2 separate regions of the Mus musculus genome follow, and region 1 is linked to region 2. The links are chromatin loops, found by intact Hi-C in ENCODE. Cell type or tissue: left cerebral cortex. All regions are shown on one strand.

The links. Peaks named below come from ENCODE experiments on the same cell type or tissue, not always from the same donor. Only the 100,000 strongest peaks of a DNase experiment are listed, where the experiment ranks them.
Region 1: it touches region 2 in a loop (2.3-fold over the local background); 4 of 42 quality-filtered maps call a loop at or near these places.

The regions. Positions count from the first base shown.
Region 1 is chr9:83,920,966-83,928,965 of GRCm38, reverse strand. Bckdhb (branched chain ketoacid dehydrogenase E1, beta polypeptide) reads right to left here and starts at 3,829. Exons shown (of 11, transcript NM_001305935.1): 1 at 3,607-3,829. The coding sequence starts at 3,796. It overlaps Gm36278 (a long non-coding RNA gene), which reads left to right and starts at 3,961. Exons shown (of 4, transcript XR_379675.2): 1 at 3,961-4,136; 2 at 5,425-5,529; 3 at 5,633-5,771; 4 at 6,672-7,145. In left cerebral cortex, no CTCF peak of the experiment used is centred here; DNase peaks (open chromatin) are centred at 3,133, 3,879 and 4,347; H3K4me3 peaks cover 2,059 bases; H3K27ac peaks cover 907 bases.
Region 2 is chr9:83,831,093-83,839,092 of GRCm38, reverse strand. It overlaps Ttk (Ttk protein kinase), which reads right to left and starts at 4,404. Exons shown (of 22, transcript NM_009445.2): 1 at 4,334-4,404; 2 at 3,169-3,322. The coding sequence starts at 3,304. In left cerebral cortex, CTCF peaks have their summits at 4,368 and 4,877; DNase peaks (open chromatin) are centred at 4,476 and 4,768; H3K4me3 peaks cover 1,429 bases; H3K27ac peaks cover 1,047 bases.

The DNA of each region.
Region 1 (8,000 bases), 90 kb before region 2:
AATACATCCTCCCTTACATTGACTTTTGTCTGGGTAAAATGAAAAATACCACATCATCCTTTAGTCTCTCTTGCTACAAACGATTACATCATCGTCAGCTCCCTTCCCCAGCACCCACAGGTAAAACAGGGTCAACATGACTCGTATTACTACTACCCTCTGGTACTCACCCAGGCAATGACAATATTCAAAGCTCGTCTCTCAGCTCCTTGCTATACATCTAGCGATACCATCCACTAACAAAAACATTGCAAATCACCTGTCTCCTAGAAATAAACGAAGGTCTCCCAGAGCCCAACAGAATTTGAACCAAAGTCAGTGCACCCATCACACTGTGAGGTGCACCTTAGACATGTGTTACTTTCTCTCCCCAAGTTTTGTACTGAATATTAAAGCCTCCATCTTTCATATGTCTTCCTTTTTCACTCCAAATAAACTCACTTCCCAATGCACAAAGAAACATCATGCTTACTAATCCGAGTTTATTCATGCTATTCCTATCCCATAAAAAAGGGGAGCCCCATCAACAAAAGGTCTTCATTTACCCCTGATCATCACGGGACCTGCCTACCCCACTACTAGAAACATCTCAATCGCAGAGGTTTTCTCTGTTGATACAGCACAGAAAGAGCCTACAAAAGGTCTTTTCCTGCCTGAAAAACAATGCTCCCATGGTCTTTGCAAAGATAAGTCCTTGTTCCAGGCCACTGTGCACCTTAAAAGAAGTTGGCCCCAGTCAGCAACTGAAGCAGGACCTTTTCTGTGTGAAATCAAACAGTATGGATGAACGGAAAGCATCTGTAGCACCCATGAAGCACAGAGAATCCGAACCTTCATTAACGGGCGTAAGATGCAAAGTTTTAACACCTAAACCCATTTGTAAGACTTTAAGAGTCGGACACAATGGGACTGGAAGCTGACTCTGCCCTTCGCCACACTTGGGAAGACCACAAGTCTCTCTGTGCCTCCACTGCCTCATCTGTACAGTGAACACAAACACCATCTAACGCACATGATGGTTGTCAAGCTAAGAGACTTCGTGCCTACACCAGCTGAATAAAAAGCAATTGCTCAACAACATAGAACAGTGTTGACATGAACAGGAGACATGACTAAAGGTGCAATTTTCAAAATATATTAAAAAAAGAAAGAAAGAAAGAAAAAAAGCAAATTCAAGTCACAAAAGAACATGAACCAGTGAGCTAATACATGGGAGAGCTTTCCTCAGCAAGACTGAAAGAGCTGCAAACACAAGTGCAGAAGTTAGCACAAAATCCCAAGGCTGTGTGCCTGGGCTTTTCAGCATCATTAGCCCCTAGCACACTCTTACACATTCCTCTTACATATTCTTTTTTTTTTTCTTTTTTTCTTTTTTTTTCTTTTTTTGGTTTTTTTGAGACAGGGTTCATCTGTATAGCCCTGGCTGTCCTGGAACTCACTTTGTAGACCAGGCTGGCCTCCTCGAACTCAGAAATCCACCTGCCTCTGCCTCCCGAGTGCTGGGCTTAAAGGTGTGCACCACCCGGCACTCTTACACATTCTTACACACTCTCACACTTACTACACTGAACACTCTTATACACACTGGGGGTAAACTGGGGATTCAAAGTGGGCATTTAAAAACTCCATTAAACCATTCATGTCTTTGAGTGAGAACTCTAATCTCTAGGGCTCTATCATTGGGGGCAGGAGAGCCACATGCATGAAATGTGTGTGATTTTTCTAATACTGTGAAACTATGACAAATGCATGGTATTGTCTATTGAAAGTTTCCCTTTACTGCGTTATTACTTCCAAGATGGCAAACACTGTGTCATTCATTCATATATATATATATATATATATATATACATAAATTTTATTCAGCCCTCAGCTCTCCTCTCCTTTTGAAATCGCTATTATCATTAATCCCTTAATTACAGAGATGTGAGGCTTGCAGAAGTGAGGACTTCAAAGTCTCAGGGGAACCGGGCGTGGTGGCGCACGCCTTTAATCCCAGCACTCGGGAGGCAGAGGCAGGCGGATTTCTGAGTTCGAGGCCAGCCTGGTGAGTTCCAGGACAGCCAGGATTACACAGAGAAACCCTGTCTCTAAAAAAAAAAAAAAAAAAAAAAAAAAAGTCTCAGGGGATGGGGACAAAACCAAACTCAAGACCCTGACTCTCACTACTGAACTCTACAGATCAACAAAACTCTACAGCAGTACAGGAAGTTATTTTTCTAGTTGATGCAAATTGGACTTGTATTAAAACTACAACTGTGGAAAAGACAGAGCTCTGGAAGAATGAACCTCAAAAGGTTTAGCAGCATCCACCATGAGAGGTGCAATCATGTTGTCACTTTTTTCTAAACTCTGCCTTTTATCTGTAAGATGTTTGTACTGTTTCTATAGTAACAACCTAGAGCCATGACATCACTCGGATTTTAGTAATTTCACAACTGTGGAAAGGAGAATTCGGAAGACCTCTGCTCTATTTCTCCATTACCAGGCCAAAGTTTCTTTGCTGTGAAAACAGTACTGAAGGCTGAGAGGGAAAAACGAACTGCTGTTCATCTTTCTAGTCCTACTATTTCACAAAACTGGGAAACCCCGTCATTGAAATTATTTCTAAAGGCCTCTTTATTGCCTTCCGTGGAGTGGCAAGTCTGGAATCCTGCTTACTAGATTCTGACCATTGGCGCTATGTCTCATGAACTTATGTCCTGTGTACTGTTGAATAATCTGCTTCAAGGCTTCCGTTTATCTAACTGCAAAGCAAACATGAAAACATGACCTACCTCACATGAAATTAAATCTTGTCCTATGAACTAAATGAGATGAGGAATGTAAATTTCACCAATAGCAAGCTTTCGGTTAAATATTCCATTATTGTTCACAAGTAAAGATGGGCTTCCAAAAACTGCCAGCCCCAAGTTATTAGACAAAAAAAAAAAAAAAAACAGTGTAGGTTTTCCTTACTTTCTCCTGGTGCTCTGCAGTTAGACCTAGGATGGAGGGCGACTGCATAAAACTTACAGGAGAAACAGTCAGAGTGAGGCAAAGGTGGCAGGACAGGAGCCTGCCCCATTCCCTTCTGTTCGCTCTTCTCCACCATCTCTATGGAATACTGCTTGGCCAGGTGACAGCGGGGCCCAGCAGGAGCTCTGTATGAGGCTGAAATAGAAGTCTGGATTCTTTCCCATCTTTAGGCAGAACCTGTCTCGTGACCTTGAGAAAATCAAATTCTAGTATTTACTCCCTAGGTTTACATTTTCAAATGAAAATTAAAAGGCAAGTGTTTTACAGACAGTTGCCTCAAGTTAGTGACTCAGTCTAGGACAAGCTAACACCTAAGACCTGATATGGGGAAAGCATGGATAGAACTCAGGGGAAGGGGGCGGGGGAGCGCTCTTTGGACAACTCCTCTACACCCTCAGGCCCTAGCAGAAGGCAGAGTGCCCTCTCACCTATCTTGAAGTTCCAGGGGCTGCATCTGAAGGGAAGAATCACCAAGGACGAGTAACAGGAACGCAAACTGACCCGAACCAAGGAGGCTCTAGAGTAGAGTCTAGAGTCTAGGGCAAGGCAAGGATAGAGCCGGGATGCAGCAAGATCCCCAAATCTCACCATACTGCAGGGACTCTGGGTCCGGATGGAAAGTGAAGTGGGCCACCCGCCGCTTCTGGGCCGTGTCCTCGCCCCCGGGTTGCAGGAAGCCTTGCACCAGCGCAGCGCAGCGCAGTCCGCACCGCCGCCGCTCTGCTCCCGCAGCCCGGAGCCACAGCAGCCCACCCGCGCGCGCAGCCACCGCCGCCATCCCCAGTTCTCAGGCACCGCAGCCCACGCTGCCGGCAGGGAGGGAGGAGCTAAGACGCAGGCTTCCTCATTGGGCAGCCTCGAGGGGCGGGTCCGTGAAAGAGACCAATCGGAGACGGAAGTTCGGGGGCGGGGATGGAGACGCTATGACCTGGCGGCCCGCCCAGACGGAAGCCATACCAAGGCCCCTGCAGCCTGAGATGTGGTCCCTGGGTCCCACCCCAAAATCAGCTGCAGGACTTGGGGTGTCACAACGCGACTGCCTGTGTTCTTTCGCAGTGTCATTTTTGCGGTGCATTTTTCAGTAGCGTTTTCGTTTTAGGCTGTGTTTCTCATAGTCTGTAAGTGCAATATGGTCATTGCAAAGACAGGCGTTGGTTTCGAGTTTCCGAAAAAATCTAGAATTCGGGAAAGGCCTTCACTCTTATTTTGAAATAGTAAATATATTTAAATCTTTAAAATTGATTTTGCTTATCCTGATTTAGATCATATCAAAAAATAGTAAGTAGAGATTTCGGCCTTCAAATCCACTAGGAATTTAAAGTCGAGGTGCAGCAAAAATCACCTAATGGTCTTACTCTGTGTAACTTAGAAATATGCAAGTTGCCGGGCGGTGGTGGTGCACGCCTTTAATCCCAGCACTTGGGAGGCAGAGGCAGGCTGGTCTACAGAGTGAGTTCCAGGACAGCCAGGGCTACACAGAGAAACCCTGTCTCAAAAAACCAAAAAAAAAAAAAAAAGCAAGTTGAATGACTGATTTAAAGTCAAAATAATCAACTTTATAAATTTTATCTTAAAATATTTAAGTGTTTTATATATATCATATATATCACATACATATCAAATATGATATCGCATATATATCATATATATGATATGTGTGTGTGTATTTATTTATCTTCCTTAGCCATGAGTTGGAAGATAGCCATCAAAATAGAATACAACAGAGGCAAGAAAGTATGTCTAGATCTCGAGGAAGGATTCCAGAATGGAGAAAGTATTATGACAGACTGAGAGAACAGAGAGGAAGGAGCCAGGAAGAAACATTCCTCCTGTAGTATTTGTGACCTCTTAACAGATGTTAGGTTTAGCTAAGAAGCACGGGGTAAGAGTAGAAATGGAATTCTACGTATTCAGAAATGCACACAAAGGAGACAGCTTAGACAGTGGCATTCAAATGTGGTAAGAGACTTAGAACAGCATGAAGAGAAACAAGCTCTTGAAGGTCAAAATGCTTCCAGAGGTAAGGCTGACCTGCACCCAGAGGATTAGAGGTTGCCAAAGCAGAGCACAGAGAACCATAGTCTTCCACAACAGGTGAGGTGGGTGCAAAGGCTCATTGTCGTGAAAGAATGAAGTGTCTTCCAGGGCAAGGAAAGAAATGTCTTGTTCCTATGCTGAGAGCCTCTGCCTGCCCCCATCCCCAGCTGCATTGAACTTCGTTTGGGAAACTCTCTTTTCAGGGAGTCAGGCTATCTTTAAATGCCTCTGGGAAGTGCAAAAATTGGAAGTTTTCAGTAATTTGATAATCCCAAAAAAAGATGAAACTGACTACATTTGGAATTTCTGATGGCTGGGTTCCTCATGACACCTTAATATGCTGCAAATGGGCTATCTTCTTTGTTTGAGCCATTTCCACTTGGGTTTCTGACTAATCCCTGGGGACACGGAGAGCCTGTGAAGATGGAGCCAATGGACATCACAGTTGCTCTTCTTTCTTCAGAATGATTCTTGGTTCGTTTTCTCTCACAGAACTTCACTTCAGTCTACTTCTGCTGAGATTCGTCCCTCTTTTGATTCAGTGACTATATGTAAAAAAGTAACACTTTCTTTGCAGATGGATCCAGAGGAATATCACTACCTTCAAGCTAGCGTGCCATACAGAAGAGTAAAATGTTGCTCCGGGGTGGCTAGGAAGTATGCAAATGTGGCCTTCAGAACGAAGAAACTTGGAGACATTTGGCAGTTAATAATGGGTTTGTAACAGGATTTATTGTTTTATACATATGCACTCTTTAAACTCAAGGTTTTAAAAAGACAAGTTAGTCAATGAAAACTGAGTTGAAAGGACTAGGGTATGGCTGAGAGGGTAAAGGAGCTTGCTGCTAATCCTGATAACGTGGGTTTAATACCTAAAGATGACATGTTAGACAAGAAATAACTCCTGAAAGTTGCCCTATGACCTCCACAAGATGTCATCGTACGTATACACACACACACACACACACACACACACACACACACCACACACACACAAAGTGTAAGAAAAAGAAAACTTTGATGGGCAGAGAATTGCTTGTCCTGGTTAGACTTTTTTGTAAATTTGACACAAGCAAGCAGGGTTATGTGGGAAGAGAGGACTTCAACTGAGAAAATGTTTCTGTTAAATTAGATTATACACTAGTCTGTGGGTTATTTTCTTGATTAATGATCGGTGTGACTGGGCACAAAACAGTGTGGGCTGTGCTACCCTTGGGCAAGTGATCCTGCTCGGTATAAGAAGGCAGGCTAAGAAAGCCAGGAGGAGCAAGCCAGTAAGTAGCATTCCTCCATGGCTTCTGCTTCAGTTCCTGTCTTGAGTCCTCATCCTGGTTTCCCTGGATGATGGGATACAAGCTATACACTAAAGTAAAGCCTTTTTTCCACAAGATGCCTTTGGTGATGGTATTTTGTTACAGCAATAGAAACCAAACTAAGACAGAGATATGGCTCATTAAAAAAGCAAAGTAGCAAAGTCACATTGAAAGACAGTTTGGTAGTTTCTTACAAAATTACATTGCTCTTACAACATAATCTATGAGTCATACCTCTTGATATCTTCTCAAGTAACTTAGAAACTCAAGCCAACATTGTGGCTCTTTATTTTTCTTTTGTAGACAGGAACTTCTGTTGACCAGCCTGACCTGGAATTCAGCAAGTAGCCAAAGATAACATTGAACTCAAGTTCTCCCAGCCTCTGCCTACGAAGTACTGGGGTTATAGACATGGGCACTATGTCAGGCTTTGCACAAAATATTGTCTCAGCATTGTTCATGCTTGCCAAGCTCAGAAGCAAACAAACTGAACATCAGTCGGTGAGTACATACGTAAACTGGCTCCTTTGGGCAATGGAATACATCTCAGCAGCAAAAGCAAGTTAAGACAAAAACATAAGACAAGCTGTGGTGGCTACTTTATTTGTCAACTTAGCTATATCTGGGATTAATGAAAAACCAAAAGTGACTGGGCTTACCTTTGAGAGATTTTTGCTTAAGTGAGTTTGAGGACAACCTGGTCAACAGAGCAAGTTCCCAGAACAACCAAGGACACACAGAAAAACCCTGCCTCAGGGAAAAAAGAAAAAGCAAAGCAAACAAACAAGTAAAACCTCACTGAAAATGGAAAGAAATTATCCCATGCCTCCTATCAGATCACTACTGATTAAGGCTGGTCTTCAATAGCAACAAAAACAACAAAAAGCCCACATACGCCTGGGAGCTGAACAACCTCTACTCAGTGACAACTTGGTCAAGGAAGAAATAAGGAAAGAAATTAAAAACTATTTAGAATTTAATGAAAATGAAGGTACAACCTACCCAAACTTATGGGACACAATGAAAGCAGTGCTAAGAGGAAAACTCATAGCTCTAAGTGCCTCCAAAAAGATACTGGAGAGAGCTTACACTAGCAGCTTGACAGCGCACCTGAAAGCTCTAGAACAAAAGGAAGCAAATACACCCAAGAGGAGTAGATGGCAGGAACCTAAACTCCTGTACTCTGAAAGAGCAGCAAGCACTTGTAACCACTGAGCCATCTCTCCCGCCAGCTGTAACATACATGGGTGTTAGACTTTTAGACACTGTGCACACTATGTAGATGAGGCTGGTCTCAGAGTCCAAAGTGGTAAAATAGCAAGTGAGCACTGCCACACCCAGCTAGAAATAAGCTATTGGTGGGAGCCACATTTGGATAGATCCTAAAGGACTTAAATGGAGTAGAAAAAGTTAGGAAGGAAGGAAGGAAGGAAGGAAGGAAGGAAGGAAGGAAGGAAGGAAGGAAGGAAGGAAGGAAGATGCCAGTCACAACAGGTTACATTTGTATCACTCCCTTTGTCTTTCTTAAAATGAAACCACAGAAATAAATAGATCAGTGCTGTCATTCACACCCCCTCCCCACCCCTTAACAGTGTTATCCCTGCAACCACAACTGGCAGATCCAGAGACAGG
Region 2 (8,000 bases):
TAATTTCCTGGTCTCACCAATCCGTGCCTTCAAAACCTACAGGGTTTCTTGTGGGTGTCAGCTTTCTTGCTGTGAAATTCCATCATACATAGCAAAAGCGAGAATAAACTTCAAGCTAGGTATGGTGTTGCACACCTTTAATCCCAGCACTGGGGGGACAGAGGCAGGTGAATCTCTGTGACTTTGAAATCAGCCTGGTCTACATGGCAGTGCCAGGACAGCTGGGGCTACATAGAGACCCTGTCTCAAAGCAAACAAACAAACCAAAACCACAACAGAAAAGAATACACTTCAGATGATTTTGTTTTACTTTTTTATAACAGGGTCAAGTAACCCAGGGTGGCCTTCAACTCAATACTTAGCTAAGTGTGATCTTGACCCGCTAACCCTCTACCTTTGCTTAATGTGCACACAGTGGGCTAAGTCCTGCAAACATAATTTTCACTTAGTCAGCACTAAATAAGTGCACTTTTAAAAAAAAAAAAAAAGAAAGGAATTTGAACACCAGCCCCCTACTTAGGATATCTTTTATTAGTTTATTAATTACTTTTATTAGAAAGGTATTTTAAATTCTAATTTCCTGAAGAAGCTATTACTCCTTTAGAAAACAAAGTCACCTTTCCTGCTTTCTCGCAGAGCAGCTCATTCCTGACATTCTATTGCTCACTCTAAAAGTAAGCTGGCTGGATACTACCAATGTAGTTTTCTCAGTTTTGTTTTGGTTGATTTTTTTTTTCCTGTTGTTTTTGTTTTTGAGACAGGGTTTCTCTATGCATCCCTGGCTGGCCTAGAACTCACTCTGTAGACCAGGCTGGCCTTGAACTCAGAAATCCACCTGGCCCTGCCTCCTGAGTGCTAGGATCAATGGTGTGCACCCCACCAACTGATTTTCCAGTTTTATTTCTACTAATTTCCTAACAAGTTAGTTTGTGAAATACCTAAAAAATATATCTTGCCACTTGTGATTTGGAGGCCTCTAGGAACCAGGCCCACTAGTAACCAGAGTTCTCCCACCTGTGAGACCTTTTTACCTGAGGAAGTTTTGAAGCAACTACCAGGACTACAGGTGTATAAAATAGGTATAAAAGATTGAACTTTTACTGACAGGATCACAAATCAACTTATTTTAAAATAATTCGTTGTTACACATATAATTTTACTATTTATTAAGGATAAAAGCAAGCACGTATACTAATGAGATGGATGTTGATTGTTTTTGGTGAAATATCTGGAGTTTGCAGGGCACAGCGCATCTTTAGTGTCCTTCAGACTTAGTCAGTATTTTGAGTCTAGTACCAGCGATGCTGAGGGTACAGGTGATTGTACAAATGGAGGAAATATGTGTATGGCAACTTTAGAAACGCCTGGAAATTCTATTCTCATCCCAGGAATAAATTAAGTTAACAATATTTAATGAAATTCAAGTCAGCAAGCCTACAATTTTCAAAATCAATCATTCTAACATATTACATTCCAAAGATAAAATAATCTGATACACGTAGGAATAAAGGTAGGAAAATGCTTTTTAAAAAGTCTTTTTTTTTTCATCATTAAATTACTGCATTTCTGTGAAAGAAAGAACCTCTGTGCCTACAATAAAGATGTGACGGTTTATAATGTACAATCATCTCAGATCTAAGCAAGGCTTACCGGCACTGAGCCATGGGACACTGTGCACAGCGCAAAGTACCCACACTGTGTGCTTGGAACCAAGGCTACTGAGCAGCTGAGCAATGCAGCATGGGCAAGCACAGGCAGAAACACCTTGGGTTTATTGCACATTTGCTTTTGAATTAAACTTCATTAAGCATTCAGGCACTGATGGTCAATTTTACCCTGATTCATGTAGCTAGTGGGGTTTTAATCCAGTTTAAAGAGATGAAACACAGAGCATCTGTTTTTAGCTGGCAAATATCCACCATTTAAATGACATCAACCACTTGAGACCTAAGAAAGACAAAACTAGTGTGTTACACTGTGGGGCTTTTCGCTCATTCGGTATTCAACAACTTCATATCGGGCGCCAACCCAAGCACTGGCTATAACAGACAGGTAGCTGACCTCATGGAAAGGACATTCTAGTCATTTCCACTTCTTGGACAGATCAAGAACAGATACACAAATGCAGGAAGTGAACCGGGGCTGTGCAAACAATACAGGAAAAGAAGATGGGAGACACACCCCCATCTCAGGAGGTAACTTTCTCAAACAAGTTTATCAGGGAAGGCCATGAAGAGACGTTTACAAAGACCAGAGAGGTGAAAATGAACACCTATTTGGGACTCACAGACCTGTAGCCAGAACAGAGGTAAGACAGCTACAAGACTAATAGGCAGATACTTCACTTCAGTGTTCCGTGTTAAGATTAAATATAACTTCAGAGGACTGGAGAGGGGTCTCAGCAGTGTGGGGCACTTTTATGCTCTTGCAGAGGACCCAGGTTCCATTCTCAGCGCCTACATGATGGCTCACAACCATCCATAGCTCCAGTTCCAGGGGAATTCCTGTGCTCTCTTCTGACCTCCAAGGAGAGCAAGCATGAAAGTGGTACATATATAAACACACAGAGATAAAACATTCACACGCAAAATAAAAAGAATACGTGAGTACAAGAAATTAACTTCAGGAAGATTGGTGAGGCTTCCTCAGTTTGTGGCAAAAACAGTCAAAACCAAAAACCCTGTGTGTGTGTGTGTGTGTGTGTGTGTGTGTGTGTGTGTGTGTGTGTACGCGCGCGCTCACAGCAGCAGGCAAAGTAGCCAACAAAGGTAGCAGGCAGTAACAAAAGAGTTGAGAGAACTACCTGTGAGCACACTCAAGAAGGATTCTTTTTTGTTGTTTTGAGCTTTTGAGATAGGGTCTTACTATGTTTTCCACACTGGCTACAAACTTGAGAGCTTTCTGCCTCAGATTCCCAAGTTTGGTGTATCTATCTGCCTGCCTGTTTCCCTCCAGCAAAAAACACTTGTAATGTTTCCAAACAAAAGAAGTTAAAGTATGAAGTACAATTTAACGGATAACCATCACTTACTGAGAAAAACAGAAACAACTTCATTAGGCCACACAAGGTGGTTAACACTGCTCACCTTCAACTCGGAGGCTCTCAACGGTTTTTTTTTTTTTTTTTTTAGGTTTTTGTTTGCTTTTTTAAGCAAAGAAAAAACTCACCCGTGTGATCGGCACAGATTTTAGACAAGCTTAGCTCATCAGTACAGTCTTCATTTATCTTATTTTTAATATCTCTCATTTTGCTCATGATGGAATCAATCGTCACACTGCTGCCAATTAACTCTTCAGCCTCCATTTCTAAATTGTAACTCGTCTTTGGAATAAATAAGATAGAACATTAGTTTTGTAAACATATCTATCTAAATGTAACTGTTATGAGGTAAGTGTTAGTGGCAACTAAATCAAACCAGAGCAACAAAACCCACAAGGACATAGCTTGTAATTTACCAGAACAAAGTTTCAACGAACCAAAAACATCTATTCTTCCCAGTATGAAACAGCATTGAGGTTACACTGTGTGAACCTGGAAGATAATGCTCTCATGACGCTTTTGTGTTTTGAGTAAGGGTGTTAAGTAGCCTAGGATGGCCTTGCTCTCTCTGATTCTGCAGCTTATCTCCTTACATCTCCCAAGCACTAGCTGTACATAGATACACCACCACGTCCAGCTGACGCCTTTGAAAACTTCATTTCACTGAATGTCTTTCTTTCACCTACGGAACGTAAGGAATCCGTTTGGTAATGACAATAAGTTGTCCCTTTGGTCGCCTACCCTGCCAGAGTAAATATTGACATTGCGCGCATTCTGCATCCTTCTACAGATAAGCGACTTTCAGAAGTTTGTCCCAGACAAAGCCCTGATTTGTGCTTTTATCCTTCTAATGCAAGCATCGAGGTACTTGTCACAGTACTGGAGCCCAGGCGCTCCGGTTATCTGCATGAATGTGTTGGTTAATAGCCCACAGTCTGCAGGCTTTCTGTCACTCTGTCTGCCATTCTCCACAACGCAGTAACTAAAGCTCAGAGCCACCGCGGAGTGTTAACAATAAAAATGGGCCCAAAGGAGGGGAGCAAGGGGTTCCCCACCTCCTCCCAGCTCACAGCCACCCACGGGGGCAGGTCTTGAGAGTTACACAATCAGTCCTGACCCGCACGGCGCACCCGCTTCTGGGCCCTGCTCCCCCACCAGCAGCCCAGGACCTACAGGCCGTACCCGCCCGCCTGGCCGGGGGCTCAAGCGCCAGCTCGCTCGCCGCCACCCTCGTCACCCAGCAGCCTCCCGCCGGCCGCAGCCTCTCTGCCATGCCCGCTCTGATGCACCCACCTCTGAAAGCCAAGCTGCAGCCCAAACAGCAGCACCCCAACCCCTCTCCGGAAACACGTTTGAAATTTCCCCGCTGCCTTCCCCGCTACCTCTCATTGGTTACGGCTCGCCACGTGGAAGCGTGGGCCGTGATTGGCTCCTTGCGTCGCACCGCCCCTCCTGCGTTGAGGCCGGACCCACCCACTTCAAGCGGCCCGGGGAGTTACCCGCAGCTGCCGACGCGCTCGCCGTGCTGACCTGCGCCTGTACGGTCAGGGGTCAGGGTCTTTTTCTTTGGTGCTCTCCCGCTGGACCTTGCACTACCCTCCAGGGAGCCCTGGCCTCGCCTTCAACCCAAGACCCGCCCTTCTCTTTGTTAGAATTCTGGTCCCCTCCCTGTCGGGACATCCTGGCTGAGCTCCTTTCTCCGAACCATTCCCCCCCCCCGCCCCCATCCCCGTGATGCTGTCTCAGTTATGAGCTCAGCTGCTCTTAGGAGAAACGCTTCTCTAGGCTTTCTCAATGGTACCCAGCTCCCCTAGCAGACTGTGTGGTCCAGGGGAACGGTTTCATGGGCGAGAAATGGCGCAGATGCTGTGTTTTTGCTCTGGTTTACTCTTGATAGTTTTGCTTTGTGTAAGAAGCTACAGCAGTAGCCAGATCTCTCATCTTCATTCAGTAAGTGATGCCCTCTGTCACAAATTGCTGATACCCAAATCTGTGGATATTCCAAGTCTTTAAATAAAGAGGCATTGTACACACAACCTATGCTCTATTCCTGTATACATTTATTTTCTTTTGGTGGGGGAGGGGAGCTAGTTTGTTTTTGTTTTCGAGGCAGAATCTCACTGTGTGTGTATTCACTGCTGCCACAGAACTGACTCCCTTTGCAGAACAGGCTGGGGTTAAAGGCATGTGATTTAAATCTCCCAGCGTCCTGAATACTTTAAAATTTATCGTCTATGCATCATTTGTAATACCCAGTTGAATACAGAAGTGATACAAATAGATGTTATATAGTGTTACTTAAGAAATATTGACAAGTTGTTCAATAGAGACACAGGAAAAACATATTTTTTTCTCATCTACAGTTGAGTAAATCCATGAATGTAGAACCTATAGACACAGAAGGTTTAATGCAAAGTTAGTCTTTAAAGTATTTTTGGTCAAGCATAAAAGCTGAAAAGCAAACCTTAAAAAGATCAGACTATCTTCATGAAATTTAACTGTAGACTAGAACACAGCTCAGTAATATTTATAGAAATACAAGAAAACTCAACAGGGTTGTCGTTACACTCTTATGTAATTGAAAAAAAAATCACCAGACTTTGAAAACAAGAAAATGTAACTATTAAGGGGGAGGGGGAATAAGGGATCAATTAAAACAGACCAGAAATGACACAGATGACATATTTGGCTAATTAGGACATTAAAATAGTAATGTGTGCTGTATTTTATGCACTCCAAAAACTTAAGAGAGAATTCTATAAACATGTTAAAGAGAAATTCAGAGTGTGTGAGAAAAAGCAAAATAGATGTATGGAAATGAAATGTGCAAGGTATGCAATAGAAAGTACATTATGTGGGGTTAGAAGATAATTTGCTGGGAAAAGAAAAAAAATCACTAGGCTTGAAAGCACAATTTAAAAACTGTATGAAGGGCTGGAGAGATGGTTCAGCAGCTAAGAGCACTTCTTGCTTTTGCAGAAGCCCCACATCAGGTGCTCACCATCGCTGGTGACTCCAGCTCCAACGGGAATCTGGTGCATCTGAGATACCCACACTCAGGTGCATTTACCACAGATGCACACACACAAACACAACTACAAATAATAAAAAGAAGTCTTTATTTTAGAATACATAAAATTAAACACAGGGAGATAAAAGTGAACAAAAGCAGTGGCAGACTGTGAAACAAGGTGGTCTAATATACATACAACTGGAATTCCTAGAAGAAATGAGGGGAAACTGGAAAAAAGTGGGCAGTCTGTTCAACTGTGATCAAAACTAAAAACCAACAACAACAGACTGAACGACATGGAGAATCCCTCCACAATTTATGATTGTATTATAGGAACGTAATTAAGTTGTTTAAAACTGGTTATGAAGAGAAAGGTCTTCAAAACAGCTGAAGGATAAAAGACAGTTAGTTACACATAGGAAGACAACCATGAAGACGACAACAGACGACCTGTCAGAAATGATGTAAAATGCAAAACCTATTTCAGAATACTTTAAAAAAAAAAAAGCTGGCCCTGACAAATTTTACATCCACCAAAAGTATTATTCATTATGAAGGGAAAATAAAGATGAAAAGATAGGAAGGATGGCTTATCACAAGTATCATAACTAGAATACAAGATAGTCAAGAAAATTCTTCTGATAGAGTAATTCTGAATCTACAATGAGTATACACACCGGAATAATGTATGTGATCCAAAACATATATCAATACTGTTATTAAAAGCCTAAAGAAAGCACTAAAAACAAGAGGAAAATGACAAACAAGTAAAAACCAACAAGCAAACAAAAAAGTAATTGCTGCTGCTGAGCAAAAGAGTGGACGTGAAGAGCAGGTGATCAGTGCAAAGAGGGATTCAGAATGCAAGCAAAAACAAAGAGGAAAACACGTTATCAAAATGGTAGATCGAAATCCAAGTCTATCGGTAATTTCACTAAATGTGCACAATCAAAAATAAAGCCTCAGAAAAAAAAGCAAATCTCAATTCAGTACCTACAAGAAACCCACTTTGGAGATCTTGCTGTCCTTTTGTTTTATTTCGTTATGTTTTGAAATGACTGTCTCTCTCTGTCGGTCTCAAACCCCTGGGTTGAAGCAATCCTCCTTCACCAGCTTCCGTAGTAGCCAGATCTAGTAGCCCAGCTATCTGATTTAAATATAAAGACACAAATCAGGCAAAAATGAAAGAATTATAAGAAGGATATCATGCTGAACTGGTGAAATGCTACCGCCAAGAAGTCTAGCTCTCATAGAGACCTCTTAATAATCTTAAATGGACTTCGTAGTTCATCTTCTTAAGTCAGTGAATGGCCTGTGATCTTTGGTTGAGGCCTCATTTGACAATATCCTCACGCATGGATCCAGAGGTGTGGATACACATAGGACATTGAGATCAAATGCTCTGAAGCCTAGCTGCAGATTCTGTGTCACAAATCTTCATTTAGTTATTAAAAAACAGGCATCATTCTCTGATGGATACAAGTCCTTTTTTAAAGCCGGTTTCGTTTTTACAAAGGCAGGCCCAGACAGCTCCAAGCAGCTAACAGCTGAAACGTCCCTGCCAAAAATTTAGAGTGGAGAAATGGGATGTAATTTGACTAATCAATGTGCCTTGTATGGGAGCATGTCAATTGCCCATTGTCACCTACCCAGACCCGGGCAGTTTGTCTAGAGAGAACTGAAAGTAAAACAAGAAAGAGAAAGGAAAACGGCTGTTGAGCAGAGAGACCATGTCCCATTCTGGATTTCTTAGAATGCCGAACATCTTGAGTGAACCAGACAGACTTGCATCTTCACAGTTAGAGTATGGACTTATCATTTTTGTTGCCGGAACAGAATTTCAGAGAATGTGCGACCTAAACCTAGATACATTTTTCTCAGCTGGAGGCTAGAAACCCAAAGGGAGACAACAGGGATAGTTGCTGGGGAACCTTTTCCCTTCGTAAC